Linked DNA regions of Homo sapiens: region 1 is linked to region 2. A link is a loop called in an ENCODE intact Hi-C map of the cell type or tissue named here. Cell type or tissue: OCI-LY7. All regions are shown on one strand. Links, peaks and the distances in the headings refer to the core of each region. The heading gives the core; the rest is flanking DNA. Region 1 overlaps SYK (spleen associated tyrosine kinase). Region 2 overlaps SYK (spleen associated tyrosine kinase).

Region 1 (16,193 bases), core at 3,300-11,299, 50 kb before region 2:
ATTTCAATTATACGAAGTATAAAAACAGGAGCACTTAATCTGTGATGTTGGAGTCAGTTGGGTCACCCCTGGGGAAGGCTGTGTGTGCAGAGGAAACAGGCTTCTGGGGTTCTGTTCTTCATCTGGGGGCTGATTTCATGGGTATGTTTCATTTGTGGAAAACCACTGTACTGCATGCTAAGAGTTGTGCCCTTTTTGGTATATATGTTTTAATTAAAAGATCTAAAAAATGTAATTAAGATACTGTAAATAGTCATTATTTCTATTTCAACTCTAATGAGTAATGATCTGGGTTATATTTTGTGTATATTTACATGTGTTGACACACAATGGGAAAAACACACTCTTCAGTGAGCATCAGATATTTCATTCTCAGTTTGGAATAGACTGAGGGCACATTAACTGCTTACTGGTAAAAGATAATGAGAGACTCAGATTAGGATTTTCAGGTTGTTGTAAAGACAATCTGGTGCTTATCTGTTCTAATGGCCCCACAGTGAGAAAATGAAGCAGGACTGGCTCACTCGATATGGCTTCTGCCCATAGGAGAATGCTTCCCACATCAACACTCCAAAGCTCCAGACATCGCTTTTGCTGGAGAACTTGTAGTAGTTGATGCATTCCGGAGCGTACCACTTGACAGGCCACTTTCCATGGGTCTGGGCCTAAAAGCAAAGCAGAGGGAGAAATTCCATTAAGAATAAAATTGTGGGCCGGGCACATTGGTTCATGCCTGTAATCCCAGCACTTTGGGAGGCTGAGGAGAGCAGATCACTTGAGATCGGGAGCTTGAGACCAGCCTGGCCAAGAGGAAACCCCATCTCTATTAAAAATACAAAAATTAGCCAGGTGTGGTGGCGGGTGCCTGTAATTCCAGCTACTTGGGAGGCTGAGGCAGGAGAATTGCTTGAACCCAGAAGGCAGAGGTTGCAGTGATCTCAGATCACACCACTGCACTGCAGCCTGGGTGACACAACGAGAGACTCCATCTCAAAAAAAAAAAAAAAAGAAAGAAAGAAAAGCATAAAATTGTGTACATTCATGTTCATAGCAGCATTATTCCCAATAGCTAAAACATGAAAGCAACCCAAGTGTCCTTCAGCAGATGAGTGGATAAACAAAACACCCTCTATATAGACAATGGAATAGCATTCAGCCTTCAAAAGGAAGGGAATTCACTACAATATGCATGAGCCTAGAGGACATTATGCTGAGTGAAATTGAGACAGGAGAATAGGGCCTGGAGGCAGGGAACCTAAGGACTTCCTAGAACTAAATCAAATGGAAACACTTCAGCTATGACAGGAAATATCCTCTTCATTTACACAGGGTGTACACTCAGTAAATGACTTTGTAACATTACTTCATCCTCCTCATTTACATAGGGTGTACACCAAGTAAATAACTTTGTAACTTCACTTTAGCCTCTTCATTTACATAGGGTGTACCCTAAGTAACCAGTGAACACCTCTAGAGGTGTATATATATATATACACACCACATTTTCTTTATCCATTCATCCATCCATGGACAGTTAGGTTGATTCCACATCTTTGCTATTGTGAATAGTTCTATGATAAGCACGTTGAGTGTATGTGTCCCTTTGATACAAGTTTATTTGCCTCTGGATAAATACCCAATAGTAGACTTGCTGGATCATATGGTAATTCTATGTGTAGTTAGTTTTTTTTTCTTCTTTTTGTTTTTGAGATGGAGTCTCACTCTATCGCCCAGGCTGGAGTGTGCAGTAGTGTGATTTCAGCTCACTGCAAGCTCCGCCTCCTGGGTTCATGCCATTCTTCTGCCTCAGCCTCCCAGGTAGCTGGGATGACAGGCACCTGTCACCAGGCCTGGCCAATTTTTTGTATTTTTAGTAGAGACAGGGTTTCACCGTGTTAGCCAGGATGGTCTTGATCTCCTGACCTTGTGATCTGCCTGCCTCGGGCTTCCAAAACTGCTGGGATTACAGGTGTGAGCCACCGTGCCCAGCCTGTTTTTGTTTTGAGAAGTCTCTCTAATATTTTCCGTAGTGACTATACTAATTTACATTCCCACAAACAGTGTATAAGAGTTCCTTTTTTTCCTGCATCTGCAAAGCATTTTTTTAAAAAAAGTCTTTTTAATAACAGCCATTCTAGCCGGGGTAAGATGGTATCTCATTGTGTTTGTAATTTGCATTTCCCTGCTGTTTGGTGATATTGAGCATTTTTTCATATACCTGTTGGCCATTTGTATATCTTCTTTTGAGAAATGTCTATCTATGTTCTTAGCCCACTATTTAACAGGATTATTTGTATGTTTGGTTTACCAGTGAGTTTTATACTTTTGTGTGTTTTTATGATGGTAAATATTGTCCTTTTACTTCCACGTTTAAGATTCCTTTGAGTATTTCTTCTAGGATCAGTCTAGTGGTGATGAATTCCCTCAGTGTTTGCTTACCTGGGAAAGGCTTTATTTTTCTTTTATTTATGAAGAATAGTTTTGCTGGACATGGTCTCCTTGGGTGGCAGTATTTTTCTTTCAGCACTTTGAAAATGTCATCCCCTTCTCTCCTGGCCTGTAAGGTGTCTGCTGAGAAATCCACTGTTAGTCTAATGGTGGTTCCTTTATGGGTAATTAGAAGATTTTCTTTTGCTCTTTTTAGTATATTTGCTTTTGCTTTGACTTTAAGTGGTTTGATTATAACGTGCTGTGGAGAAGATGATTTTGCATTGTATCTGTTTGGGGACCTTTGGGCCTCCTGCATCTGGATGTCTAGGTTTGTTGTTATATTTGGGAAGTTTTGATCTAATATTTCATTAAATAGGATTTCTAATCTTTCATTCTCTCTTCACCCTTGGGGACACTGATGATTTGAATATTCAGTTGCTTTACACTGCCCCATATATCATGAAGGGTTTGCTCATTCTTTTTTATTCTTTTCTCTTTATTTTTGTCTGAATAGGTTGTTTCAAAAGACCTGTCTTCAAGTTCTGAGATTCTTTCTTTTGCCTGATCTAGTCTATTGGTGGAGTTTGGGATGTATTTTTTATTGCATTCAATGAATCTTTAGTTCCAGAATTTCTGTTTGGTTCTTTTAAAAATATCTATTTCTTTGATAAATTTCTCATTCATATCCTGAACTGTTTTTCTGAATTCTCTCTATTGTTTTTCAGAATTCTCTTATATCTTATTTAGCTTCTTTAAAATCAATATTTTGAATTGTTCATCTGGGGTTTTGTGAATTTCTTTTTGATTGGGATTTTTTTGCTGGAGAATTGTGTGTTCCTTTGGAGGTATCATATTTCCTTGCTTTTTCATGTTTCCTGTGTTCTTACATTGATATCTGCCCATGTGGTACAACAGTCATTTCTTCCAGTTTTTTGAAATTGCTTTTGTAGAGGAGGTCTTTTTCCTGAAAATATATATATGTTGTTGGGTATATATATGTTGGGTATATATATATATACACATATATGTGTGTATATATATACACATATGTGCATATGTATATATATGTATATATACACATATGTGCATATGTATATATATGTATATATGTATATATGTATATACACACATATGTGTGTATATGTATATACACACATATGTGTATATGTGTATGTACACATATGTGTATATGTGCATGTACACATGTGTATATGTGCATGTACACATATGTGTATATGTGTATATGTACATGTACACATATGTGTATATGTGTATATGTACATGTACACATATGTGTATATGTGTATATATGTACATGTACACATATGTGTATATGTGTATATATGTACATGTACACATATGTGTATATGTGTATATATGTACATGTACACATATGTGTATGTGTATGTATGTACATGTACACATATGTGTATGTGTATGTATGTACATGTACACATATGTGTATGTGTATGTATGTACATGTACACATATGTGTATGTGTGTGTATGTATATGTACACACATATGTGTATGTGTATGTATATGTACACACATATGTGTATATGTATGTATATATACACATATGTGTATGTATGCATATATACACGTATGTGTGTATGTATGTATACACGTATGTGTATGTGTGTATATATACACGTATGTGTATGTGTATATGTGTGTATATATACACGTATGTGTATATGTGTGTATATATACACGTATGTGTATGTGTATGTGTATATATACACGTATGTGTATGTGTATATGCGTGTATATATACACGTATGTGTATGTGTGTATATATACACGTATGTGTATGTGTGTATATATACACACACACATATATATATGTAGGGCACTTTGGGTTTGATTTGGGGTGAATGCAGTATTTAATCTATGTATAATTTCTATGGCCATAAACAGCCTCAGTGACACCTGTGATTTTCTCAGTGCCTTAGGGTATGGTTATTAGTGGAGGCTGTTGTGAAGGTGTACTGTGAATAGGATGCTAGGTGGGCCAGTCTTCAGACCCCAGTGGTGACAGCAGTGAGCTGAGTATGCCTGTCCTTGGGCCCTAGGGCGGTATACACTAGCACTGGTGTTAGTAGGTCTAAGAAGGCTGACCCTTGGGCTTTCAGGTAGATTGTGTGGATGCTGCAGTGGCTGGGCATGTGGGCAGGTTCTTGGGTTCCTGGGGAGTGGGTGTGATGTGGGTGATGGCAGTAATGGTGGTAGGGCAACTCACTGGAACCCAAGTGGTCCATGTTGGTGTTGGCGGTGGCTGCAACAGGATGTCATGCTCAAGTATTGGGGCATGTGACTAGGCCAATGGACTTGTGCTCAGGCTCCCTGGTGGTGCATTCAGCTGCTGGCTGTGATACGCAGGGAGGGGTGGTCTCTAGGTTGCCAGCAGTGGCTGCCCTGAAGGCCTACCACCAGAAAGGGTAGGGCCACTCTCAATAGGTGCAGAGTAGGCAGGTAGCTGTGGGATATGCAGTCTTCTTGAGCCTTGGTCCCACAGCAGCCCTCAGCAGTGGTGGTGGTATTTGTTTTTGTGGCATGTGAAAGTGCCTGGCCTCCCTTCTCCCTATGTGGCGGGGCAGTGGCAGCATCAGCCCTGGCCCAAGGAAGGACACAGACCTTTGGAGGCTTGGCTCTCAGAATGGCGCTGGCTATGGGCCTGCTCCTGGGGAGGCTGCGGACATTCTCAGGGGGAGCAGTGTAGGCAGGCAGCTATAGGGGGTGTGATTTGCTTGTGTCTCAGCCCCACAGCAGCCTGTAGCAGCAGGGGGATCTGTCCCTGGGGTGTGTGAAGGTGTCCATTCTCCCCTCTGTCCTTGGCCTGGTGATGGCAGCATCAGCAATAGTCCCAGGGCAAGATGCAGTCCTTTGGGGACTTGGTTCTCAGTATGGCACCAAGCTGCAGCTACTCAGAGCTTGGAAGCCTGTGGGACTCAGCGTGAGTTCCCTCTATGGAGCAATGCCTCTGTGTGATCCCTAGGCAGCTCCCTATGTTAGTCTTAAGGCCCACGTGGGTCGAGGGGTTCTTCTGTCGCTAGGATTGTAGAAGTCCTTGGCTGGAATGTGGAGCCCTGGGGATCTCTCATTTATGCTTTCCCCATATCTGGAAGCTTCTCCCAGCTCCCAGTCATTCCTGGCCAAGCAGGCTGCCTTGTTTCCCTGTGCTTTGCTTTTGGTGCTTCCTGTCGCTCCTTGGTTGCATCTGTGTTCTCTCTTAGACCATCTATTGGAAGTGTGAATATGTACTTGTTATTTTGGTCCGTCTCTACGGAGGAGCATATACTAGTTGCATTTAGTCGTCCATCTTGATCAGTTCTCCACCCAGGTCAATTATTTTAGCATGCACTACTTGCTAGCATCATTAAAAAATGATCTAAGCATTCTAATTTCCTAATTTTAAAAAGCAAGTGATAGTACAGAGGTCAAAACTGCATAGCAAAACCCTCTCTCTGGGTTTGGGATTCAGGGGGCACACAGCGGAGTCTGGTTATCTTCTGCTGATGTCACCTGTGTGAGGTCTCATTGGGGTGGAGAGGGGGACATGATTTCAGTGAAAACTGATTTCATGACACTACAGTGGATCACAAGGAGACATTCAGGACATCAATCTGGAGACCATAAGGTGCCCTGGCACTTCTCTTCCAAATGATACAACTGATTATACTTCTGTTTCCATCACCTTGTGTGCTATTTTAAAATTTTGATCTTACAAGTCATGAACAATACAACCATGTGTGTTATTTCAGGTTTCTTCTGAATTTTGAACTGATGAAAAAAGTAAACCTTTGACAAATCTTAAATGCAATGAAATTTAGGCTGTCTTCAGAATAACCTAGATACATGCATAAATAGGTAGTGTATACTTTTTTCTGGTCATAAAACTAGGGGCATATTCTTTGAGCACTGTACTTTTTAATTTTTCTACCTAACCATGTATAGTAGACATATTTCTAGGTCAGCACATGCAAATAAGTCACTTTTAAAAGGGTTGCATTGTGAGCTTCCTGTGAATCTGCTATGACTGATTGGACCAAACCCTGCGGAGCAGTCGTCAGGCAGTTTCCAGATTTTTGCCGTGGCAGCCCGTGCTAGAGTGCACATTACCAGATGTGTGTGTTTGCTCTCGGAAGGAGCTGCTGGATCAAAGAACACCTGTGTTTTTCAGTTGTGATGCTGCACAAATCTACCCTGTCACGCATGGTTTCCCGAGTGCCAGCGTTCGTTTGCTTCCACAGCTAGCACTTTTCTTTGATCTTGTTTCACTTTTTATTCCTTTTTTTTTTTGAGACAGAGTCTTGCTCTGTTGGCCAGGCTAGAGTGCAGTGGCACGATCTCAGCTCACTGCAACCTCCACCTCCCGGGCTCAAGCAATTCTCCTGCCTCAGCCACCAGAGTAGCTGGGATTACAGGTGCCTGCCACCATGCCTGGCTAATTTTTGTGTTTTTAGTAGAGACGGGATTTCACCATGTTGGCCAGGCTGGTCTCGAACTCCTGACCTCAGGTAATCCACCCACCTCAGCCTCCCAAAGTGCTGGGATTACAGGCGTGAGCCACCACGCCCGGCCCACTTTTTATTCTTTTCCATTTCACTTTGCTTTGTTTTCATACAGAAATCTTCCACTACCCTATCTTTTCGGTAGTTTTGTCTCTTTTTGCTGCTTCCAAGATGGCTTTTATTTCCCTAGTGGCTTTTTTTCTTCATTGATTGTCCAAAGACAATCTTTGGTTTACTTTTTAGTTTAGTTTACTTTTTAATGGTATGCTGTTTAATATCTACAGCAGTTTTAGAATTGGCCCCATGTTCTTTGACTCTTTGACACTTCTCCTCAAAAGGGTGGTTCTATCTATCCCATCCTTTGAAGCTGGTGGCCTTGGCTGCTCTGACCAATAGGATCAGGTGGAAGTGACCCTGAGGTAGTTTCTGGGCCTGGTTTTATAGGCCTGGCAGCCCCCACTTCCTGCCTCTTGGGTAACTGCTCTCAGCCCGCAGCTGCCATGCTGCCCAAGGGAAGCATGGGCCCAAGGGAAGCCCAAGGGCCCCAAGGAGAGGCCATGTGCAGGTGAGCTGGCTGACAGCCCCGCAGAGGTCTCCAGCATGGGCTGTGTCTAACCAGCTGCTCAGTGGCTGAGTAGTGTGAGTGAGCAGAGTGGAAACGGTCCTCCTGTCCCTCGGGCCACTGTGCAATCCCCTGTGTGAGCAGACGCACTGAACCCTGCCTACCTGGCCCTGCCCACACAGCAGGACGGCAGGGAAACCAACACCTGGTGGTGTTTTTGGCAGTAAGTTTGGGGTGATTTGTTATACAGCAGTGGATAAGGTGCCCAGCATTCATGTTTCATTTTCTCTATCTCCTCTGTGTCCTTGTTTCAGACAGGCTGTCTTCTTTTCTGTAATGATCATGATGAGGTACATCCAGCATTACAACAGGCTTCTTTCTCCAGCATGTCCCATGCTGGTCATCCTAGGCTGCTGTCTTCCTTGCTCTGTTTCCCTGCTATTTCTATCCAGGCCCATGCTGATGCCTTTCTCACAGTGGTTCACCTCTGAAGGGGCTTCCTTCTGGGAAGCTACTGTATGAAGAATGGGGTGAGGAGGGCCAGCCTGACCCCTGCTGTACTCTCGCCTGGCCTTTGTGCTCAAGATGGTGGAGTCTGCCTGCCTGCCTGGGAGCTTGGCTCTTGTGGCTTACCCTTCATGCAGTCCCTTTGCTGGCCGAGGTCCACCATTCCCCATCACCTACCAGTCCATGGACTGCCTCTTAGGGAAAGGTGAGTGGGTGGGTATTGTCACTCAGGGTGGGGTCTCTGACCACTGCAGGGCATGAAACACAGGATCCTATCTGCCACCCACTAGGTAGATTTTGAAGGTCTGCCATCTATTTCTGAGCATGTGGACTTCACCAGAGACTAGCAGGGTTGTTAACCTGCCTTCGGCACCCTCTTTGACTCAGTGGGATTGGTGCCATCACGTTTTCCAGTTGGTTAACATAGACCCTAGGTATACACCACAGATGAGTTAATATGAAGATAGAGCTTTCTTATCTTTTCTTCTTTTAGTTGTTATTGGTTCATTTGAGGGTTCAGAGAGGGGTCAAGTTATATTAGCAAGGGGATTGGTCACTGTGAAATTATTTTTTAGGAAGTCCAAACCTGCACCCAGAACTAGTTTCTACTTTATGTTTTGCTGGAAGTCCACCCTTAATTCTTGATAATCTCTGCCTCACCAAACCAAGGGGCATATTTCTTTTAGCTTCAGTCACATAACTATCTAGATCTCTTCTTTCCAGCACTGCATCTATTTTTTGACACTTCAACTCTTCTGGATACCAGTTAAGCCAATAGAACAATTTCTACATATGTAGTGGACATACACAGATGACGAGTTTATTTGGTAAATCTTCACTTTCTAACTTTTGCATGTATAGGTAGGTGTTCATTAGAAAGTTATTTTGGAATAGCTCCAAGCTGCAATATTGGAGCTCTGAACTGCAGTACTGGAGCTCCAAGCTCCAATAGCTCCATGCTGTGGGACAGTGTTCCACCACATGTTATGAAATGTCCTATCAGAAAAGGATGCCATGGATGAATCTGGTTTGAGAAATGCAGTGCAGTAAACCCTCTACTGAGATTCGTAATGTTAAGTAGCATGAAAAGGGCTTCGGGGAAATCCTGCAAGAATCAAGCTGTCCAATGCAAACTTTTCAAATTAACTTAATGAAGGAATCCCATTCTTCTTTTTTCAAAACAAATCTTCACTTAATACCTCGATTCCTGATCATTCCATGAAACATAATTTAGAATATACTACTTTGAGTAAATCTCAAGGTGTGATATTATTTTTATTTTTTAAACAGTAAAATCAAAGATTATAAGAACATATCTTACATAGTTATTTTTCAGTAGCAAAACTGCTTTTTGAAACCATACCAATAATAAAATAAAGAAAACGTACATTTATCTTGCATTTTTTACCACCTGCTGCTCTGAATATTAGCTAAGTTGTACTTACCTTGTAGTAGTTTTCATCAGCACGCAGTGCTTTGGAAAGTCCGAAATCACTGATCTTGGCGTAATGTTGGGTAACTAGCAACACATTTCTTGCAGCCAGATCTCTGTGCACAAAATTGCTCTCCTCCAAGTACTTCATGCCCATGGAAACCTGATGAACCAGTTCTATGATGTTCTTATCCTTGACATGTCTGAAAGTCATAATGATCTCATCAGCTATAACAGACAGTGACCCATTTCACAACAAACAACCATGCTCCTCACGCAGGCAGTGGGTGAATCTACTCCTTCCCTCTTCTTAAACAACAAAACTCACGAGTGGTGACAAATAACTTTGTTAGCATATAGCTCTTCAGGACTCAATGCCATATTCTCCTGGTGTTCAATGGGATTGAGTTTCCTGGCATGCTTGGAATTGCAAGAAAAGCAGTATAACAGAGTAGTCAGGCCTGGCTCACAGATAGCCAGGCACCACCTCAAATCCTTGTTCCAGTATCACACAGGTCACAGAACTAACCCTGAGAATCAGTTTCTCACCTACAAAGTCAGGGTAAGAACACCTCCCTTCCATGGAGACTAAAGAGACAATCTAAGTACAAACGTAGCACAGCAAATGAGGCAAGCTCCTCGGTGGCCATCATTCTGTCTTACTCCAAGTGAGTTTCTTCATCTCAACAACAGCTTTAGATGAGAAGAACACAATTACTCCCTTGATGGATGTAATCAATTAGCAGTGATTGGTATTTTCAGAAGTCATCACTCATGAGAACATAAGGTCAGCCAAACAGATAAGACTTAACTGTCACCTCTTAGAAAAGCATTTATTTAAAATGTTTCTTTAAAAAGAAAGTGTTCTTCCCAGTGAGAAAGGAGATTCCATGTCAAGATATTCTGAGGCTGAGTCTATCACTAGGCCAAGACTGAATGACTACAGGAAGAAAAAAAAGACAAAACTGTCAAATGAGTTCTTCTCTGAACAACTAGAGCTAACAGAGCTGAATCCAAAGACTATGTCTCCCTGTCCCTCTGTCAAGGTCCCTGAGTATGGACCAATAAAGGAAGGCACAGGAGGGTGGGAAGGCTTCCCAAGGAAATCAGGCTGCTCGGCCCATCCAGGGGTGGGCCCTGTCCCTTAGGGGATAGCTTCCAGATGTGTGGGGGCACCTGACAATACCTGTTCTGCTGCAAATACTTATTGAGGGGACCAAGTTCTGCCATCTCCATAACCAGCATCCAGGACTCGGCCTCGCATATCCCGATCATCCGCACGATGTACGGGTTGTCCAGCTGCTGCATGACATTTGCTTCTGCTAATAACTCATCTTTAAGAGCGGGGTCATTGGCCTCGTTTTTCAGTATTTTCACAGCCACGGTTTTCACAACTCTGCAAGAGAAATCATAACACACAAGAAACTTTCCAAAATGCCTCACTTCTAGATAATCTTATCCTGTGAAGCATAATCCCCCTGTGGAAACAGTCCCACGGAAATACCTGCCACAGAGTGGCAATGTGTCTTCAGAAGCCTGTAATGGATGGCTGGCCTTCCAACCTATATTCCCTTATTTTATAGACAATGAGAGTAATACTCCATTACTAAAAAAGAATGGTGGGGGCTGGGCATGGTGGCTCATGCTGACAATCCCCATACTTTGGGAGGTTGAAAGGGGAGGATTGCTTGAGGTCAGAAGTTCAAGGTCAGCCTGGGCAACATAGTGAGACCCCCATCTCTAAAAAAAATCACCCAGGTGTGACAGTGCAAGCCTGTAGTCCCAGCTGCTCGGGAGGCTGAGGTGGGAGAATCACTTGGACTCAGGAGTTCAAGGCTGCAGTGAGCTTCTTGCCACTTCACTCCAGCCTGGGTGACACAGTGAAACACTGTTTCTAAAAAATAATATAAAATAAAAAGAATGGTGAAGAACAGTACTGAAGAATGTCCCAACCAAGCAAAAACCCTAAACTGTAAAATATTTAAATAACTTGTAAATAAACTTCACCAACGATGACATGTACGAATTCCTGTAACATCTTGGGATTCACCATCTCAGATTACATGTAATGAATGTGAATATAAAATGCCTTTCATAATTGTTGAAAGTGAATTTCTAGGTGCAGAATTTAAAAGCATATATTTCAATGTAATACATTGAAAAGGTAAACAACTCTCCTGAGAGAGGCTGAAGAAGACCTGGTAAATGGAGAGATGGGCTGTGTTTATAGATTGAAAGACTCAGTATTGTAAAGACATCATTTTGCCCCAAATTGACCGAGAGAGCCTCTCCTCTCCCCAAATTCTCTAGTTGAAATTATGTCCACAGTCATGTCTATGTTAATTCACAAATTTAAGCACAGAATAAAGATCACAACCTTTCATAATCTGAAAAAGCTTAGGATTAATACAGAAACATTTTTACTCATTGTACAAAATGACTGTGATATACAAACATATATTTTAAAATAAGTATCACAGCCAATTTTGATTGTGTGTGTATATATGTGCGCATGTATATACTTGTGAATGTATACATATGTGTGTATGTTTGTGTGTGTATACATACATGTATGTGTATCTAATTTACACACACACACATGCACAAAAACAAATCGAAGGGACAGATTGGAAAGCAAGCATTTCTTTTTTCTTTCTTTCTTTTTTTTTTTTTTTTTTTGAGGCAGAGTTTCACTCTTGTTGCCCAGGCTGGAGTGCAATGGTGTGATCTTGGCTGGCTGCAACCTCTTCCTCCCAGGTTCAAGTGATTCTCCTGCCTCAGCCTCCTAAGTAGTTGGGACTACAGGTGTATGCCACCACACCCAGCTAATTTTTTGTATTTTTAGTGGAGACGAGGTTTTACCATGTTGGCCAGGATGGTCTTGAACTCCAGACCTCAGGTGATCCACCTACCTTGGCCTCCCAAAGTGCTGGGATTATAGGCATGAGCCACGGCACCCGGCCGGAAAGCACGCATGTCTGTGTATATTTTTGTCTATATTTTTAACCCTTGAATCATAAAAATTACCTACTCACGAATTTTTTTTTTACAAAAATCCCTTACATTTGAAATACCATGAAGCTACTAAATCTAACCACATTCATATTAGTATCATACCAATTCAAACAGAGGGTGTATTTCAAAGGACTTTAGAAACCAGTAGTTTTACTTGTACATTCTATGTTGGGTACCTTCTAAAGACCAAAAGAAATACAAAGATATTTTCGAAATTTAGCAATTTTAACTGTTGTATAATATGTATTGTTATCTGAAATCATAGGATAAAGCCAATAAATAATTATACTAATCATATTTGGAATCAATAATTTTCATGTAAGAAAAATGAGATGTAACTATAAAATTAAAGAAAATAAATGTAAAAACTATTGTTATAATGGAATGATTTTGTTTTAATTAAATAATATCTGTGTGTACAAATAAAGATCTAAAAATATATACAATAAGATTAAGTTAACAGTAGTAATGTTTAGTTAACAGTAGTAGTGTTGGGATGGTATTATACAAATATGATGTTCTTCTTTTCTTTTTTTTGTTTTGTTTTTTGAAACAGGGCCTTGCTTTGTTACCCAGGCTAGAGTGCAGTGGTGCAATCATGGCTCACTGCAGCCTTGGCTTCTTGGCCTCTTGAGCAGCTGGAAGTATATGTGTGCACTACTATGTCTGGCTAATTTTTTATGTTTTATTTATTTATTTATTTATTTATTTTTTTTGTAGAGACAGGGTCTTGCTATGTTGCCCAGGCTGGTCTCAAGCTCCAGGCCTCAAACAATCCTCCTATCCCAGCCTCCCAAATTGCTAAGATTACAGGCATGAGCCACCATGCCAATTTGATGTTTTTATTTTCTTATGTTTCTGCTTGTTTCTATTTCCTAATTTTCCATAAGGTGCATGTACTATTAGGTTGGTGCAAAAGTAATTGCAGTTTTTGCCATTAAAGGTAATGGACGCTTTCATTATAATAGTACCAGAAATTAACAAGAATGGTAGCATTAATAAAAAAAGGGTTTAGTCATGCCAGGTTACATTTTGTTATTCTCAGTCATGTCTAGAACCTGAGCTCATGTGAGGGTGAGGCTGGTGGAACATAGCAACTTACTTTTTCATTTGGTAGTAGCCCTTTTTCACAGTTCCAAAATTACCAGAGCCCAGTTCTTTGTCTTCCAGCGTCAGCAGCTTTCGGTCCAGGTAAACCTCCTTGGGCCTGATCTCCTCGGGGTCCGCGTAGGGGCTCTCGTACACCTCTGTGTCCATGGGTAGGGCTTCTCTCTGGGGGCCTGCAATGCAGTCAAGAAACATACGACCTGGGGCTGGACCCCACACCAGGATTCATCCTTCCAAGAACATGATCTTCATGGGAATATGAACTCAGAGTAGCATCAATGTTGCAAGGGATGAGAAATTCTGAAGAGTGGCAGGGACATTTCCAACGTCGTTGGGTGAGGGAGGTGGGAAAGACCATTTCATTCAATAGCACCATCACTGCTCATGGGCATGTGGTGCCTGCTGCCTGCCACTAGATGTGAGTGTTTCCATGGCTAACTGTGGCTGTATTGCAATCACGGACGTGGTGTGGATTCGTGAACCAACTCTACAAACTTACAAGTGACCACGCACTTTGCTCTGTGAATGTCCCTTGAATGAAAGGAAGTCTCACCTTTGTCTGCAGCCCAGGGTGCAAGTTCTGGCTCATACGGATTGAATGACACAGTACTCTCTTGCCGGTTCCCTTGGGCAGGGGAGGACTAAAGTACATAAAGGACAACAGGTTGTTTTTCTTCATCCACAAAACTGTTAAGTTGATCTGCATAATTATTTTTATTTTCCAATAATCACAGTTTAACTTTTGCAGGAAAGACAAAGGAAAGAATTACGAAAAACAGGGAAGAAAATAAGGCTGATCTCATTCTTCGGGCAATTATTTGGATCTTGCAAGGGCTAAAGCAAGCTTGTGCTGCTACAACTCAAGGGACTCTGTGAGGTGTTCAGAGGGTGTGGTGAGAGTCAACTCTACTGGCCTGGATAGAGCTGCTTCCCCACTCACCCCCTTGCACATCCTATTCCCACCTACCAAAGATCGCTGATGATTTGCATGTTCGCCTTGGAAGCATTTTCCTTCTTTAACTTGTGCTCTTCAATTTCATATTACATGGACATTATTTAAAGAGGAAAATTAGTACTCATCAGCTGCTCCTACCTACTTCCCAACTCCAACGCACATATGTTTTCCAAGTCTCCACCCAAGTCTTTATCTTCGGTGGAGATGCAGCAGCATTGGGGTGGATGGCAGAGGGTGGCACTGGTCAGTAACTACAGGTCCCAAGGGAAGGCCAGTTGCTGCCACCTAGGCCAGCAATGCTCCAGCTGCCACAGCTAATGCTGGAAATCAGTACCCCTGTGAGACAGGTATTTATTTGGTCCACATCAGTTTATATCATGAAACAACTGGGGGGGGAAATCTACTCATTATCCTAAGGACTTTCCCTTTTGAAAGTCTCTATCTTGAGTTTTCCTGACCCACCCTTTCTTCCAAATTAAAACAAGATTCTTGCTACTAAATTTAATTCACAGGAGAACCATGATTCAGATGCTTTTTTTTTTTTTTCAGCGTGAGTTGAGTCACAATTCTATGTATTGATTGACCTTTTCAGTGCCCAAACACTGGCCACGAAGAAATGAGATACTGCCAGATTATGGAGAAAGTTACAGAAACAGAGACATTAAGCTTAACGTGACAGTCACTTATCTTATGACACACACTAAATCCTCATGTGCCTTATTCATATTACAAGGCGAGAAACCAAAAGCAGAATAATGAGGTCACAATGCACCACTACCGCCACTCAGCCATTGTTTCCAAACACCCGGACCTTCTTCTTTCACACGGTCTGCTGAGCACTTCAGAGGCAGACATTGTTCACCATGGCCCAAGCCTGTTGACAAGGCTAAAGGACATCTGGTCTTATTTGTAAAAATGATGTCGATGGGATCTGTTTTGTCACAGAGTATCTCAGCACTTCTACTGAACTGATTAACAGAAGTAACTATGACACATCAAAAATAAAAATAGAATATAAGCTCAAGGAGGGGGAGACATTTATTCACTGCACTCGGAACTGTGCCACGTCCACAAGGACGCTCAATAAAAATGTGTTGAACAAACACATGAATGAATGGATGGGTGAATGAATGAAAATCACTTCTAAAAACTAGGAGATGTGAAGTATAATCTAATGTGCTTTAAAAATTAGCTCTCTCTCAAGCCTTTATGCTGATGAAGAGAAATAAGAATGAATAATTCCAAATGACAATCTATTTCTTTTAAACATTTACATATGATTACAGGACTGTGCTGTGGTTTCACTTCTGATTTATAATATAATTATCCTGCCTCTGGAAAACTGTCCTGACAGAAACTGGGTGATCCCCTAGGCTTTCTGTCCTCCTCTTTTGCCCAGTTTTCTCCCGCAACCAATTCTAGGCTGAAAATAGTTTTATTTTTTTTAAAGTCTCTTTCAAGGTTAATATTTACTGTCATTTCAACTCCTTTGATTTTCCCTGCAGGCAGGCACATTCTGAGATCCAAAGACAAAACTTGAACAGATGTGGAATTAAAGGATGTCCTCGGACTAGCCATCACTGGTGAGGAGAGGGACCATCACCTCTTCTTGACATAAGACCTCCTGTCCCTCCCACTGAGGACATTATCCTGGGGTTGCAGCCTCTCT
Region 2 (16,193 bases), core at 5,266-13,265:
CATCAGCCCTTCCTGCCTATTCCAACATGCCCAGTCCACAGACCACACTGGACTGCACCGGGATGCTGTGGCTTTCCCTTCTTGTTCTCACCACGTGTGCTTTCTGCTGAGGCGTGCAGCTCTTCCTCCCAGCCATCTCAGTCATCCTTACAGACCCAGCTCAAATACCCCTGTCACTGTGTACCTGGCCCCGATGCTTGTGTCCCCTCTGCAGGGCCCAGGTTACTTTTTATGTAGTTGCAGAACAGCAGACTGCACCATCAGCTCAAACTGAGACAGTAACTTTGTAGGAACAAAATTTTAAATAAAATGAGAGCAAATACTTTTTAATTCATATAAATCTTAACATAGCTACTATTTTAAAAATTCATTGGCTTGTCACTAATCATTACATCGGTGCTGGCACTTGGGCATGAATCCCATATTGAAGTGAATGGAAAGGAAGTGAGACAGGCTGTGGTCGGGTCTTGGGGAGCATCTGCAGACCCGGAGCAACCTCCAGGCACACGCCAGGGACACTCTGTGTGGCTTTGATGGTGCATTGCAGATATGTTCGCAAGCAGGTGGCAGAAGAATGTGCTGCACTCAGTGTCAGCACCGATGTGGCTGATGGCCCTTTTCTGGCCATGTGACTTCCTGTGCCGGAGTTGACCTGGGTATGTTGGTGGTGATGGTTTGGGCAGAATCACTGGTTCACTGCAAGGACAGCTTATGGCACATTTTTGGGCTACTTAATTGGGGGAATAAACAATGTCCATGGTGTTCCTGTGCATACCTTCTCAGGACTGGCACCCACCGGCACCCACCCGGGGCCTTGTCCTGGTCTCCAACCTCCTCTTTCTCAGGCCACCTTGGCAGGAAATGGCCATCTCCATTCCAGTCACTGCCCACAGTGGCCCAGGCTGCTGTTCTCAGCTCCACTTTTCAGATATCAGCTTTCAGTCAGTATGGCAAATCCAGAGAGTCTCACTTTTCACCCAGCGTAGTCTTGGCCACGGCTGTGGCATCTCTGCCACCCCCACCAACTGAGACAGGGACGGAGCCCGTGACTTTCCCCTGCAGGCATTCCTCCTGCACACACAGACTCAGTCCTTCCCGCCTGATGCTTTTGCCAACTCACAATGCTTAACTCTGACTACAGGAACAGCTCATGGCTCAAATTCTCTTTAGCATTCCCAGGGATCATTTTCTTCCAAATAGTGTTTAGAACTTGCTCCCTATTTTTTCTTAATTCAACATTCCCAGTTATTTTTTTCCATGTGTGACACTACTTCATTCCAAAGCACGAAACTGAGAAACAAACCAGGCCACTTAGCTCCTCCTTAACTCCACCTGTACCCCTCAGCCTGCTGGGTCTGGCACCTCAGTGAACACCTGGGCAGGTAGTGGTTCAGCAAGGAGGGTTTTCAGGTGTCTGGTGAGCTCCTGAAAACACTGCAAATCCCTTGCTCTTTTGAGACCTTTTTTGTGACACAAGTTAAATGTGCACTTAGTTGTAGAAAAATGTTTTTTGACATGAAATAATCTTCTGTAATGTCCTGGGCCGCATACCTCCCTTCCCTGCCTAATTTTTCTCTGCAGCACATCTCCATAAGGCAGCAGCCCTTTAAATCATGATTCACTGTTGAATTTGAGTATTGTCTTGTTCTTCCCACCAGAGGGCCAGCTCTGGGAGGTGAGAATAGGATGACCTTGTTCACTGCCATATCACCATGCCTGGAACAGCTCCTAGTGCAGAATAAGTCATCAAAAATATTTGTTGGTTAATGGGTATTTATTTCTCTCCACTGAGCTCCTGATCTGCATGTCTGCTTATCTGACGTCCCCCCTTGGATGTGTAACAGACAAGTTGACCTCCACATACTCCAGATGAGGCTTTTGACTCCTCCTGCCACTCCCTCAGCAAATCTCTTCCTCCCTCAGTCTCTCCTAATTGAGGAAATGACATTGAGCACCACAGTTGCTGAGGATGAGACCCTGGCTGCTTTCAGGAGTCTTCCCTCTCACCAAGTCAGAAAGGAATGTGCTTTCTACCAGAAGCATTGGCCACTCACAGTGATGCAGGGAAGCCATGAGCTTGTGCAGGAGCTGAGCTCCATCTGATGCAGTCACAGGGATGGAGAATCTTGAAGCAGGTTAGATGAGCTGGTCTCCAGGTCCTCTGAGTAGCTTTTCTTTAAAATATATTCCCAAGCCATCATGTCTCCCCATAGCTCCTGAGGCTGCCCTCGTGGAAGCCACCGCCATCTCTCAGGTATTGGAAGTCTCACCTGGTCCTTCCTTTCCTTACTGACAATTCCCTACCCTGAAGGTGGAGTGAGGCTCACAAGGAACCTCTCCATCCACATCACATCGCAAATCTTCATTGCTCCTCCACAAGGCTCTCCTTGACCAGGCCCGAGACCTGCAACCTCACCTTGCTCACTATCTCCACCACACTGTGCTTCTGCCTCCAGGTTGAGGCCTCTCCTGCCTCCTGCTTGGCTTCCTCCTTCTCAGGCCTTTACTCAGAGAGTTGCATCATGATGATCCAGTCTCAGGTGCTGCTTCGGCCTACCTTGGCCACCCCCGCACATAGTTAACTTCTCAAAAGCATCTATTACCTTTGTAGCATCAACACAAACCTGCCCTTTCCCTAAAATGTGAGCCCCAAAGGTCTGGAGATTTCACTGCCTTGCTCAGGCTTCAGGGTTTAACCAGAGGCTGGCAAAATCCTGCTTGATGGAAACATGTTGCTCTTTGCTTTTTAGGATTTCCACAGTGAATATACAACTGACCCTTGAACAATGTGGGGATGCTGACCACCCACCCTGTAGTAAAAATTCATGTGTAACTTTTGACTCCCCCAAAACTTAACTAATAGTCTACTGTTGACCAGAAGGCTTACCTATAACATAAATAACTGATTAACACATATTTTGCATGTTATATGTATCATATACTATATTCTTATAGTGAGGTAAGCTAGAGAAGAAAATGTCATTAAGAAAATCATAAGGAATAGAATATATGTTTACAATACTGTACTGTATTTATCAATACCATAAATTTACTGTCATCTGTTTACAAGATGACTCATCCATCTGAAATGGCAGGCAACCATGGCTACAGTCCTCCATCTACAATCCTCATCAAGCAATTCAGCTTTTTCTTATAATGTCATGACTTCTTGGGAGCACTTCCAGCCTCACTGTGACCCTTCACATGGGACCCATGGTGTTATTCAGGTTGTACGGTATTGCACTAAACATTATGAAAAATACTTGAGAACTGCAAGAGATCACTTATTAAAGATCACTTTTTACTGCAATATGCAATTTACTGGAGAGATGAACTGCTCACACAGAGATGATGAGCATCACACAGTGATTTAGGCAGGTACTTGCAACTCTCGAGCTCATCACAATAGCAACAGGAAGTGGCTATGAAATTATTACAGCAGTACAGTGTGTACTGCAGTTAATTTTATGCAATTATGATTTAATACTGCATCTTTATATTTATTTACATTTTCCTCGACTGTGAATGGCATATAAGTATTTATGTGTAAGTTTTGATAAATTTTAATTTTAATAATAGAGTTGTACACATTTTATGGTAGTAAATGAAAAAATAGACTACATATATTTTGTGCATTCAATATACACTTAACTTTTTCTTAACTTTTTTTTTTTTTTTTTGAGATGAAGTCTCGCTCTGTTGCCCAGGCTGGAGTGCAGTGGCACAATCTCGGCTCACTGCAAGCTCCGCCTCCCCAGTTCACGCTGTTCTCCTGCCTCAGCCTCCCAAGTAGCTGGGATTACAGGTGCCCACCACCACGCCTGGCTAACTTTTGTATGTTTAGTAGAGACGGGGTTTCACCTTGTTAGCCAGGATGATCTCGATCTCCTGACCTCGTGATCTGCCCTCCTCAGCCTCCCAAAGTGCTGGGATTAGAGGCGTGAGCCACAGCGCCCGGCCAACATTTTTTATATTTCTGGGCTATGGAGTTCATCTGCAAGTTTTTAAAATTGTCAAAAACCTTCAAAACTTTTTTCCAATATTTTTGTTGAAAAAAAATCCGCATATAAGTGAACCCACATGGTTCAAACCTGTAACGTTCAAGGGTCAAAATTGTATGTTGCTTTTGTAATAAAAATGCTAAACATGCAATTGCTGTGTGTCCAGATGGAGGCTAACAGGGCCAGAATCAGAGAACCCTGGCAACTAATCTGCGAGATGCTCCAGCCCTGTGGCTGCTTCAGATGGAGCTTGGTTCCTACATAAGCTCCTGGCCTCTTAAGGGAAGGGAACTCACTCCAATGTGTGCCGATGCTTCTGTTGGAAAACACTTTCTTATCTGATTCCCCATCTCTCCTTCCCCATCTCTCCTCCTCCATTTCCCGTCTTCCAACTGTGCACAGGACAAAGAGAACACAGCCAGTTCTGCTTCCCCAAAACAACCTGCAAATGCTTGCTCTTGGCAGCCACTCCAAGTCAATGCATTCTTCCTGCCTTGACATTATTTCAAGACCTCTCACTCATTTTGTCCAAACAATTTCATATCACCCAAGCTCCTCTTAAAAGTGCACCGGCCCCAGTGACGCTGCCAAGATTTCCTGGGCCCGTGTCCAGCTGTCCATGAATGCAGCTATGGGTGGCCCCATCCATCCAACATCTCCGCTGGGCTTCTGGAGAATGAACAGCTTCCCTTTTCAAAAGCATGTGGTCAAAACACATCCCCCACACTCAATTTACAAATTAAGATGGTTGCCTTTACCCTGTTCCCCCTCCTTATGATGGTCCCACCCATTTCCATCTGGCACCATTCATCACATTAGCTCGGGGTTACTCAACCTTGGCACTCTTGACATTTGGGCTGGATCCTTCTCTGTTATGTGTGTAGGGTCGGGGGCTGTCTCATCTAGTACAGACTATTGAGCAGCATCCCTGGCCTCTCCCCACTAGATGCCAGTAGCACCCCATTCCCCAATCATGACAGCCAAACATCGTCTCCAGATATTGCCAAGTGTTCCCTAAGGGTAACTTACCCCTGACTGGAAACCACTGTGTCAGCTGTTGTGGACACAAATCTGATGTGCCCATTTTATTGCTCTAGCCCAGGGGTGTCCAATCTTTTGGCTTCCCTGGGCCACACTGATAAAAGAAGGATTGTCTTGGGCCACATATAAAATATACTAATACTAATGATAGCTGATGAACTACAGAAAAGAAGGGAAAGAAATCTCATAATGTTCTAAGAAAGCTTACAAATTTTAGTTGGGCCACATTCATAGCTATCCTGGACCACATGTGGCCTATGGGTCATGGGTTGGATAAGCTTGTTCTAGCCTTTTTACCAATAAATTAGATGAACAAATATTCCCCTATTTAATTTGTTAACATCATTGCCAATGAACAAAAGACAAGGCTGGAAAGGAATGGTACCCCGTGGAGGTGGTTCCACTGGGCCAGAGAGCAGGAAACCCAGGGACACAGAGGTGAGAATCGGGAACGCTGGCGACCCGGCCCAGCTTTGTGTGACCTGGGCACTATAGCAATAGAGTTCTTCACTGGTGAAAGGGGATGACAGTATACCAAAGCCACTGTAACTAATTTCAGTCATGAGTGGGGAGTGTGGAGGGGTGCCCAGGGCAACTGGACCCTCTCAAGTGGGAACTTTGAATAGAAGAGGGAAGGATAAGTCATGGTGAGATGAAGGAAAAAGCACGGGCAGCCAGACCCACACTTCATAAGAAGGCATGCATGTGTGTGCATGTGTGTGCACACATGTGTGTGCATGAGGCTGGGAGACAGACGGACATGCCCACCCCCACCTGAAGATGGTGGAAAGTCAGTGAGGGCTTGGACTGAACCAAAGACAATGCTTCCTTACCTCAAAATCCTCCCTAGTGCCAGTCAGGCTTCACCTTGCACGTGATACACCATGAGGAGTTAAATCTAGAACGGAGTCAGATTTATTCTACAGGCTTTGATTCTTTCTGCCCCACACCAAAGAAGCCCTGCCAGCCACCCTCCTGGAGCCTGCAGAAATGGATGAGCCCATCATATCCCACTAGCATCCTCATGTCTTCCATGTGTTTTATTTAAATTATACTGTATCCTTTTGCACTTACTGGCATGTTTCAATCTTCTCTTCCAACTAGACTTCCATAGTCCATTTCCCCTATGCCAGGACTAAAGCTGACTATACAACCTTTGCCCTTTAAAATGCATTTAGTTGGGAAACTATCATTTGTGTAGTTCTACCTTATCAGGCAGCAACTTTATAGATGAAGAGCAATAGATCCATGCTTGCCACCATAAGTACAATGTTTCAGATACCCTTTCAGCTAATTAAGAAATGATGTTTCTAGGGCAGTCTGACTGGAAGATTAGGCACAGATGCTCACACCTGAGCAAGCAGCTGAACAAGCTGTCCAGAGCCCATTCTTCTGGCAGGGGAAAATTTCATCCCCTACAGAGGAACAGCCAGCATGAATGCCAACATGATGAAGGGGGGCTGAGCTCTATAGGCCCACCTGACACTAACACTCCCAGCTCCCTGTCCCACCTTAGAGTTTTAGTTCTGTTTTTTTGTCTATATTCCCCAAAGCCACTAGAATAGACACTCCATTAGTGTAAGTACGTTTACATTTTGTTCTCTACTGCCTGGAACAGAGGCTACTTTAAGTATGGGTCTTCAGTCTTCAAATTTTGTTTGAGAGTTAAAATGTATACATGGCAGGCAGCCTCCAAGATGGTGCCCAGTGATCCTCACTTCCTGGTACTCCCATCCCTTGCACACAGAGTGGCTGACTGCAGAGTGACAATGTTGGGTCTCTGAAGCTAGCTCATGAAAGCCCTTAACACTTTTCCTCAGCTTTTGGATTGCTCACTCTGGGGAAACCAGATGCCTCATTGGAAAGATGCTCAAGTAGCTCTTTGGGGAGGCTCATGTGGTAAGGAACTGAGGCCTCTAGCCAATAGCCAGCAGTAAGTGACCAGCCGTATGAGCAGCCACCTTGGAATAGTATCTTCCAGCCTCTATCAAGCCTTCAGATGAGACTGTAGCCCTGGCCCACACCTGACTACAACCCTACAGAGGGCCTGAGCCTACCCAGCTATCTCAAATGCTTGGCCCACAGAAATTATGAGCAATAATAAGTAATTATTGTTGTTTTAAACCACTAAGTTTAGAGTGATCTGTTATGTAGCAACAGATAACTGATATAGCATGTGCAATGGAGTTGGGCGAGAGAAGCAACAGTGCTTAATGGATATTTAAGTAAATAAATATTTGAATGAATTGTTGACAAAAAAGGCTGGTGAGTGTATGAGCTAGGTTCTAGGAGCTGGGCTCTGGCAGAATCAGAAGAAGACTTTCTGGTATTGAAGAGGTACGTGGAGCTAAAATAGAGGTTAGGAAGGAAGGAGCTGAGCCCAGTGTGTGCTTCTGGAAGCTGCCTGCCTCACCCTGGCTTCTTTCATGTCCACGTTTACCTGTAGAAAATGGTTAGAGGACTAGCTGCCCAAACCCTGCAAGGGCCACATTATCTGAGCCTGGCACTTAGAGATTATGGGAACCAGGATCAAAGGCAGAGGCCAAAGTTCTGATTAATTTATTATCACTAGTAACATTTTAACTAATAAATCTTCATAGTGTCATTTCTTTCTTTTCTTTCTCCTCTCTCCATTTCATCGATATCATACTTCTGGTTCTGTTCTCTTTCCATCTTATGCATGAAACAAAATACAGTTGCTTCTTGTTATTCACAATAGTTATGCTCTATAAAATCACCATGAAAGCTGAATTTGCAAATCCTGAACAGTTGCTCCTGGGGAAATATGGTGTTAGGTTTTTGTGATCCTCTGGTTACAACTTTTTTGTCAATCAATCAATACAGAACCTTGTTTTATGTGTATTTCTATTTAAAGATATTTATTTCATATATATTGTTGATTCATTAACCTTGAACTCATGGTCAACAGCACAATAACTCATGCCTGAAAGTAGCTTCCCTAACACACGTATTTTCTCTGTAAAGCACATCACAACCTTCTTGCACTTAGAGACACCAGACAGTAAGTACTTTAGCATTGTGTTTGGGGCCATTTTTAAATAGCAAAATCACCCCAGAAAAGCACAAAAATGCAAAAACCATGGACTAAATGGGCCAAGAGAAAAGAAAATGTGTTTATAAGAGCTAAAACAAGAAAGCAGAGTGTCACCTTGTGCGACCTCAACGTATGTGTTGGGTGACTTAAATTTTTCACTGCTTTGTGCACGTCACAAATGACTGCAAAAGTGCTGTGAGTATTGATTTTGGGGTTGCAAACAGATTTAAATGAATAGATGAATGCGGAGATATGGAATCCATGAATCATGAGGACTGATAATAAGTAATTTCCCTTCCGTCTCCCCAACCTTCCCTGAAAAGACCCAACCTCATCCATAAAGATATATAAATTTACCTTGGATGTTTTGGGAAAATAGTTATCTCTATGTAAGACTGTGTTCTTAAATATATTACTCCTATCTCATAAATCTGTGTTCATTTCAGGATTTTCTAGCTTGGCATTGAACCAGAAGAGGTAGCCTATGTCTCTGTATCCCTTTTTATTAACCCATCTGTCCTAGTTATCAAGGGGCCTCAGCCCTGAGATTCCAGGCTTCTGCTTTTCTTGAGACCCACTGAAGCATGGCTCCGGCAGGTGCTGCCTCCTCCCCTCCAGCCCCCTCAACTTCCTGTAGTTCACATTTCCAGCAGTCCTTAGCGATTGAAGGTGTCTCACTTTCACATCCCTGGGCCATTAGAGCCCTCCTATCATACAGAGACAGTGGGGGAAATAAGTGGTTCTCTGGGAAAAGATCACCTGCAAACAATTGTTGCCAAATCCATACCATTTAAGGGAACAAAAATCAGCATAGTGCAGAAAGATATCCAGGCTTATCACGCTCAAACCACACAGCCCCCTCAATGCAAAGCAGCCCTGTTAAGATGTGCCTAGGAATTTCCTCTGCAGCTTGAAGCTGAGAAAATTGTCAAGACTTGGGTGAAAGGAAACTTCATCTGTGGGTTAATTTTCATAAGAAAGAGGAGGCCGGGTGTGGTGGCTCACGCTTGTAATCCCAGCACTTTGGGAGGCTGAGGCGGGTGGATCACAAGGTCAGGAGATTGAGACCATCCTGGCTAACAGGGTGAAACCCCGTCTCTACTAAAAATACAAAAAATTAGCCAGGCGTGGTGGTGGGCGCCTGTAGTCCCAGCTACTTGGGAGGCTGAGGCAGGAGAATGGCATGAACCTGGGAGGCGGAGTTTGCAGTGAGCAGAAATCATGCCACTGCACTCCAGCCTGGGCGACAGAGCGAGACTCCATCTCAAAAAAAAAAAAAAAAAAAAAAGAGGAATGAGTCCAACCAGAGGGAGAATTGATCTTGCTGGTTTGGTCAGGGACTGGCTGATTAATTACAGAGAAATGACCAAGGAAGAGGTGATGTGATGGGACCACCCCACCCAGCACCAGGCTCTGCAAACAAGCATGTTTGACTCATCTGCAAAGGGCTGGGGGCACTGCCTTGTGCGGCAGAATCCCACTGTACAAAAGAAAACATGTGGACACAGACCTGTGGCCTCAACACTGAGGAACAGAACCCCAGCTGCAGGGCCTGAGTTGGCCTTGCATCCACTCCACTGGCTTCGTCAGTAGGTATCACTTGCCCTCCACGGCGCCATCCTGAGGCCTGCCTGTGCATCACACTGCACAGGGTGCCTGGTCTCCAAGGCACAGCCTTACATTGTGCACATTCTGCTGAGCGGTTGACTCTCCCATATTTGCAGGCATACATGGGGGACTTCTTAGTATATAGAGATACACAATTCAGAAACACAAAGTGAAGCTAAGGATGGTAGCATGAGGCATGATTTTTACTAATGTTTAGAAATAGAGGGATATTGAAATACTTGAAAACATTATCCAAACCTTCAACACCAAATTCTCTTGCTGTGCCTTCAGAACTTAAAAGATTGAAAGTGCATCAAGTAAAGGCTGATCTATCTCAACCAACACATAGACATTTTCAAGCTCTGCAAAAGACACTCAGAAATCTCTTCTCTATGCCCACCTTGCCATAATTAACACAGAAAACAGATATTACGCTTTGGTGTTAACATTATGTTAATATAAATGTTAACTGTGTAGTTATAAATAAACAACCAGCCCATCTGGTGCATTTAATTTACAATCTAACTGATTGATTCATTCAATATGCTTGTTGAGCATCTATCACGTGCAAGTCATTATGTCAGGCACCATGTGAGAGAAAAATGAACCTCCTGCCTCCCTGACAACAGGTAGGCAGAAATGGCTCACGAAAGTAAGAGAATAAGGATCTGGTCCGAGAGTTCCACTTTCATCCTGGGGACTGCGTGATTTCCAGGTTCTCTACTATCCTCACGTCTTCTTGCCTCTAAGTGGGACTGGCCAAAGCCACCTGCAGATTCTAGTTCTTGGCAGGACTCTGGCTCATGAAAGCTCACATGTCCGGTTCTTCCTGAGTGTGGTCTTCAGGGCACCCCACCCTCAGGCTCCCTTCTGGAAAGCAGGGTTCTGGGCCCACCTCAGACCCAGCAAATAGGGCATACGGACAAGAAGGGTAAATTTTAAACAGCTTCCTAGGTGATTTTTTTTTTTTTTTGAGACGGAGTCTTATTCTGTCACCCCAGCTGGAGTGCAATGGCACGATCTCCACTCACTGCAACGTCTGCCTCCTGGGTTCAAGCAATTCTCCTGCCTCAGCCTCCTGAGTAGCTGGGACTACAGCGCACACCACCACACCCAGCTAATTTTTTGTATTTTTAGTAGAGACAGGGTTTCACTATGTTGGCCAGGCTGGTGTCAAACTCCTGACCTCATGATCCGCCCACCTCGGCATCCCAAAGTGTTGGGATTACAGGCGTGAGCCTCTGCGCCTGGCCTGCTTCCCAGGTGATTTTTAAGCACTCTAATGTCTGAGAACCTCTGCTATAATCTAATATTGCCCTATTCAAGTGCTACAGTGTGACAGGGAGGCAAGTTGACCACGTTCAGTGTGAGCGAAAGCAAGTTGCCACTTGCCACGGGTGGGGAAGGGAGCCAGGGAGGACAGTCAAGTCACCGTGCTGTGCTGGTGACCGGGCCAGGCTGCAGGCTCAACCTGGGAGACATCTCTGCAGTTCTTCTCCACCAGGAAGAAGTACATGCCTCATCATACAGGTGTGCTCAGAGAAGGGGGAAGGGACGCACACGCAACGCACACACAATTGGTAATTAAAAAGAGAGCTAGCTTTTGTGAATAATTAACAGAACACTGGGTTGCAACCAAAATTGCCACTTAGCAATGTCCCTTGCATGCTCTTTTGAGCAGAAGAGGACAGGGTGGGGTTGCAGCCAGCGGTGTGGGGCGCATATTGACCCTGAGTGGGGCCAAGGATGTCTCCCCAGTGAACTGCACCATCTACCATGTCCCAGGGCCACCTCATCACTCACTCTTCTCTGGGGAAAAACACAAACAACCAACAAGATGCTAGAAAAAAGAACTCACGTTGAATATGCCTGATAGATCTTACTATATTGCTTTTATCTGGGCAAACCACATATGGATGATGAGAAGGGCAGCGCAGTTGCAGGCTTTCCTTGATCCTGCCCTGGTACCCATCCCAAGATCCTTTCCTACTCAGCTGTGAAGGCCTGGGCGGGGCGGGGGGGGGGGCGGGGGTGAGGCCACAGCAGACTGCAATGACAACAGCCGGCAGACCTAACATCTCTTGTCTGTGCCTTAGTGCCTTGCTGAAGTTTCCCGCTTTCAGGCTCTATTTTACTTTTCCATCACTACCTTATGAGCATAATCTTTATGGGGATCCTGCAGCTGCTAGAGAAACCAAAACACCTGACTTAAGCAAAAAGGACACAGTAAATGTGGATTAAGAAATATCTAGAGTTTTACTGAATGTCTATTTAAAAAAAATCGCTAGCATTCTTTTTCCTAGCCAGTTAAAAAATAATTGTGGGTGACTCAGGACTGCAAGATATTACAGGAGCTTATGATGGTCTCCTGAGATTTTATAATTGTCTTTCATAAACCTGAGACATAAATATACTCAATGCTTAAAGCAAAGTGGCATAGGTTATAGGAAGGAGAGAAGGATGCTTTAGCTGCATCATAACTGCAGGCAAGACAAGATGGCAAACCGCTAAACCTTCCAGCTCAAGATGGACATGTGCTCAGTGGAAGAATGTTAGCGGCAGAGGAGAGGAAACGCAGATGCAGGCATGAAACCTAAGTATCCCTCCTACAGACACCCACAGATGCGCAGAGCCTGAGGTTAGGGTTTCTAAATATGCTTGATTCCCACAAATTTGACCTACCTCCCTTTCCTGGATTCAAACGCAGATCTGGAATCCCAGGCGCTGGGCAGTATAGAATGTGGGAAGGGAAGAAGCACACAAATCTGAGAGGAGTATCTTAAAAGGAAAACAGCTGAAACAGAGAGAAAGCACAAGACAGGCATCAACAAGCCAGAGTGCTTCCTGCTGCTGGACGATGTCTGTAATTAGGGAAATGGGCTTTTCCTCAAAGTGTCAGCATGCAAAACAAACCAGAAAGCAGAAGTGTGAGATCCCCAGCAGCACGGGGCCTCTTTTAATTGCACATTCAAAATGAAGTAATGCTCTGAGACATGGATCCCTCCAGAACACACACCAGTTGAGGAGGGAGTCAGTGGACAGGGCTGTGCCATTTAGTGCTTAGCCAGCCTGGAAATGCCCTTTCCCAAGTGTTTTTACCAAAAATGAACTTGGTCTTGAATTGCTGGAATGGGTATAGCGAGGTTTTCCTGATTGTTTTATGTTTTTTTAAAAAGTCCTACATCATAACATGTATCAAATTCAACCAGAAGATTGAACCAAATAGGAAGAGCATCCTTGAAAAGATCTTAATGGAGACCTCAAGATGCTAATTGCCAGCCAGGAGACTGAAAAAGTCAAGCAGAGATGGTCTTAATGGCGGAAAGGCCAATGTGTAGGGCAGAGGAAAGAAGGGTGCCAGCTCTCTCTGTCCCTGTTCCCAGGCCTCCTGGTCAGACAGCTGCTCATGGTGCTAGCAACAGATGCAACTTTACAGAGCACCTCTGACCAGCTCCCTCAGGGTACTTTTCAAGCATCTACTAACATTCCCTTACTCTGTGAAGCAAGCAGCTTTTTAATTTCCCACTGCAGTCTGTGACATCCTCCACACTCAAGAAGGGCCAGAAGCTCAGCCAGGGCCCACTCCACAAAAGGCCGTGAAACATCCCTGGAAACGCAAGATAAAAAGGAACCCTCTCCAGAGCTGTAGAAGCTGGAAGGAGTCATGTTGATGAGTTTACTGGGGTGGGGTTAGGAGCCTCGCGAGGGAAGTGTTCAGAAACACAACAGTAGGCAATCTGCACCTGCACCCCAAACTTGTGAAAATGACAGCTTCATGAAAAACAAGTTCTCATTTTATAGAAGATAAACTTCAGCCACAGAAGAGGTTGGCTGTACATCTTTAGTGCTGGCCAGAATGGCCATGATGATGAAGGTGATGAGGATAATGCAAAACAGCTATTCCATGAGTACTTGACTCAAAGGTTATCAACTGATGTGCACAACATCCCTAATGGTAGATACTATTGTTATCCTCAATTCACAGACCTGGTCATCGAGCCTCAGGAGGGTCAACTGGCTTGCTGAAGAACACACAGTATGTGGTGGAGCCAATATTTGAAGCCTGCCTCTTCTCTTAGCTACCATCTTCAGGTGGCAGTGCAAAGGCCCTCATAGTCAACCCATCCAAATGTAAGCTTGGGGCTTTCCTGCCTAACTTGGAGCTCCTTCTTGTTCCCTGGAGCTGGGTTCTCAATGTGCGTCTCTGGACCAGCAATGTCAGCATCACCAGGAAACATGGAGGATATGAAAATTCTTAGGGTTCCACCCTGACCTGCCAAATCAGAAACTCTGGGGTGAAGCTCTAGGTTTTGTATTTTAAAGGCTCAAGTTTGAGAACCTTGGCCCAAGAGCTCCATCCATTTATGAAGATGAAAATCCAAGCTCTCTTAGATCATTCCCTTCTCTACACTGCTGAAAGTCAACCCCTTGCCAATCCCTCCCATCTCACGTCTCAGCCTCCCACACATGCCTACTTGTCTCCAAAACCACATAACATCCTTTTCCTCCACATCTCTTTTGAGTAGCTCTGGCTGTCAGTGCCCCCACCTTGCTCCCTTCCTACATGTTCTAAGCTGTGGCCCTTTTCTCTGCTAAAAATCCTCCACTGTCCAGGCTACCCTTTGAGCTCAGGATAAACATGTCCCTGTCCCCACAGTCAAAACTAACATGCTTTCCTTTTGTACCACTGACCACTGTTTTGACTTAATTTACCTTTACTTTCTAGCATGTGAATTTTTGATGAATGTCTGTTTGTCCCATAAGGGCAGAAATTGTATCTGTTTCTAGTAAGACTTGAAATTGAGTAGTGTGAGTCCTCCAACTTTGTCCTTTTTAGTGGGTATTGTGTTGGGTATTCTAGATCTTTTACCTTCCCAAGTAAAGTTCAGAATCATTTCATCATTAGCTACAAAACAGCTTGCTGGGATTTTGATTGGGATTGGGTTGAATCTACAGATCAAGCTTGGCAGAATGAACATTTTAACAACATTGAGTCTTCCAATGTACGAACATGGACTACTTTTCCATTTACTTACATCTTCTTTGATTCTTCCATCATTATTTTGTAGTTTTCTGCATACAGATCCTGTACATATTTTGTTAGATTTATACCTAAGTATTTTCTTGTGTTTTTTTTTTTTTGTCTTTTTGGTGCTATTATACATGGTAATTATTCTTATTTCAAATTTCAATAGTTAACTACTGGTATATAGGAAAGCAACCGACTTTTGTATATTGATCTAGCATCCTGTAGACTCACTTATTGGTTATTAGAGTTGTTTTATGGATTCTTTGAAGTTCTCCATATGGACATGCATATTATCTGTGAAAAAAGATGTCTTATTTCTTCTTTTCTGATCTGTATAAGTTTTGTTTTGTTTTCTTGCACTAGCTAGGGCTCCCAGTAGGATGTTGAACAGAGTGGTAAGAGAGGACAGTCTTACCTTGTTTTCAGTATCAGAGGGACAGTGTTCAGTCTCTCACCATTAAGTATGATGTTACCTGTAGGTTTTTTTTTTTAATGCTCTTTATCAAGTTACAAAAGTTTTCCTCTATTCCTAGTTTAAGATTTTTTTTTTGACATGAAAGAGTGTTTTGAGTTTGTCAAATGCCCTTTCTGCCTCCATTAACATGGTCATATGATTTTTCTTCTCTAGCCCATTGATGTGATGTATCACATTAATTTATTTTCAAATGTTGAACCTGTTTTGCATACCTGGAATAAATTCCACTTGGCTGTGGTACATAGCTCTTTTCATACGTTGTTGGGTTTGATTTTCTAACATTTTGTTGAGGGTTTTTGTATATATAAGTAATATTGCTTTGTTTTCTTGTAATGCCTTAACTGGTTTTGGTATTACGTGAAATCTGAACTCATAAAATGAATTAGAAACTGTTTCCTCCATTTCTATTTTCTGGAAGAGATTATGGAAAACTGGTATTCTTTCTTTCTTAAGTGTTTGACAGAATTCACTAGTGGACCCATCTGGGCCTGATGATTTCTGTTTTAAAGGTTATATTAATTTAAATTTTAAAGATATAGGGCTATTCAGGCTACCTATTTCTTCTGTAAGTTTTAGTAGTTTGTGTCACTCAAGCATTAGTTTATTTCACCTAAGTTACCACATTTGTGAGTACAGAGTTGTTCATGATCTTCCTTTATCATCTTTTTATATCCATTAGATCAACAGTTATGACCTTTCCTTCATTTCTGATATTGGTAAATTGCATCTTCTACATTTTTTTCTTTTTTTTTTCTTGGTTAAAGGTTTATCAATTTGGTTGATGATTTCAAAGAACCAACATTGGTTTTATTGACTTTTCTCTACTGTTTTCCTGTTTTTAATTTCAATGATTTCTGCTTTCATTTTAATTATTTCTTTTCTTTTGCTTGGTTTAGGCCTAATTTGCTCTTCTTTCTGTAGTTTCTTAAAAGTAGAATCACAAGTAATTTTCTTTATATATTTTTTACCTAATGTGTGCACTTA

What was found. Hi-C counts contacts between places; a loop is a spot of excess contacts. Peaks named below come from ENCODE experiments on the same cell type or tissue, not always from the same donor. Only the 100,000 strongest peaks of a DNase experiment are listed, where the experiment ranks them.
Region 1: a loop joins it to region 2, with 2.5 times the contacts of the local background. A loop is called at or near these places in 2 of 110 quality-filtered maps.

What each region holds. Positions count from the first base shown.
Region 1 is chr9:90,872,221-90,888,413 of GRCh38, reverse strand. It overlaps SYK (spleen associated tyrosine kinase), which reads right to left. Exons shown (of 14, transcript NM_003177.7): 8 at 14,123-14,210; 9 at 13,565-13,742; 10 at 10,634-10,843; 11 at 9,461-9,650; 12 at 525-665. Among named protein-coding and RNA genes, the nearest start is that of SYK, 78 kb to the right of the region's middle. RefSeq lists a silencer at 8,050-8,262. In OCI-LY7, for the core only: no CTCF peak of the experiment used is centred there; DNase peaks (open chromatin) are centred at 6,593 and 7,493; H3K4me3 peaks cover 2,018 bases; H3K27ac peaks cover 4,897 bases.
Region 2 is chr9:90,823,774-90,839,966 of GRCh38, reverse strand. All of the region lies in intron 1 of SYK (spleen associated tyrosine kinase), which reads right to left. Among named protein-coding and RNA genes, the nearest start is that of SYK, 30 kb to the right of the region's middle. RefSeq lists enhancers at 513-572, 613-662, 8,965-9,034. In OCI-LY7, for the core only: CTCF peaks have their summits at 9,609 and 9,808; DNase peaks (open chromatin) are centred at 8,686, 9,696, 12,256, 12,596 and 3 weaker places; H3K4me3 peaks cover 5,308 bases; H3K27ac peaks cover 7,038 bases.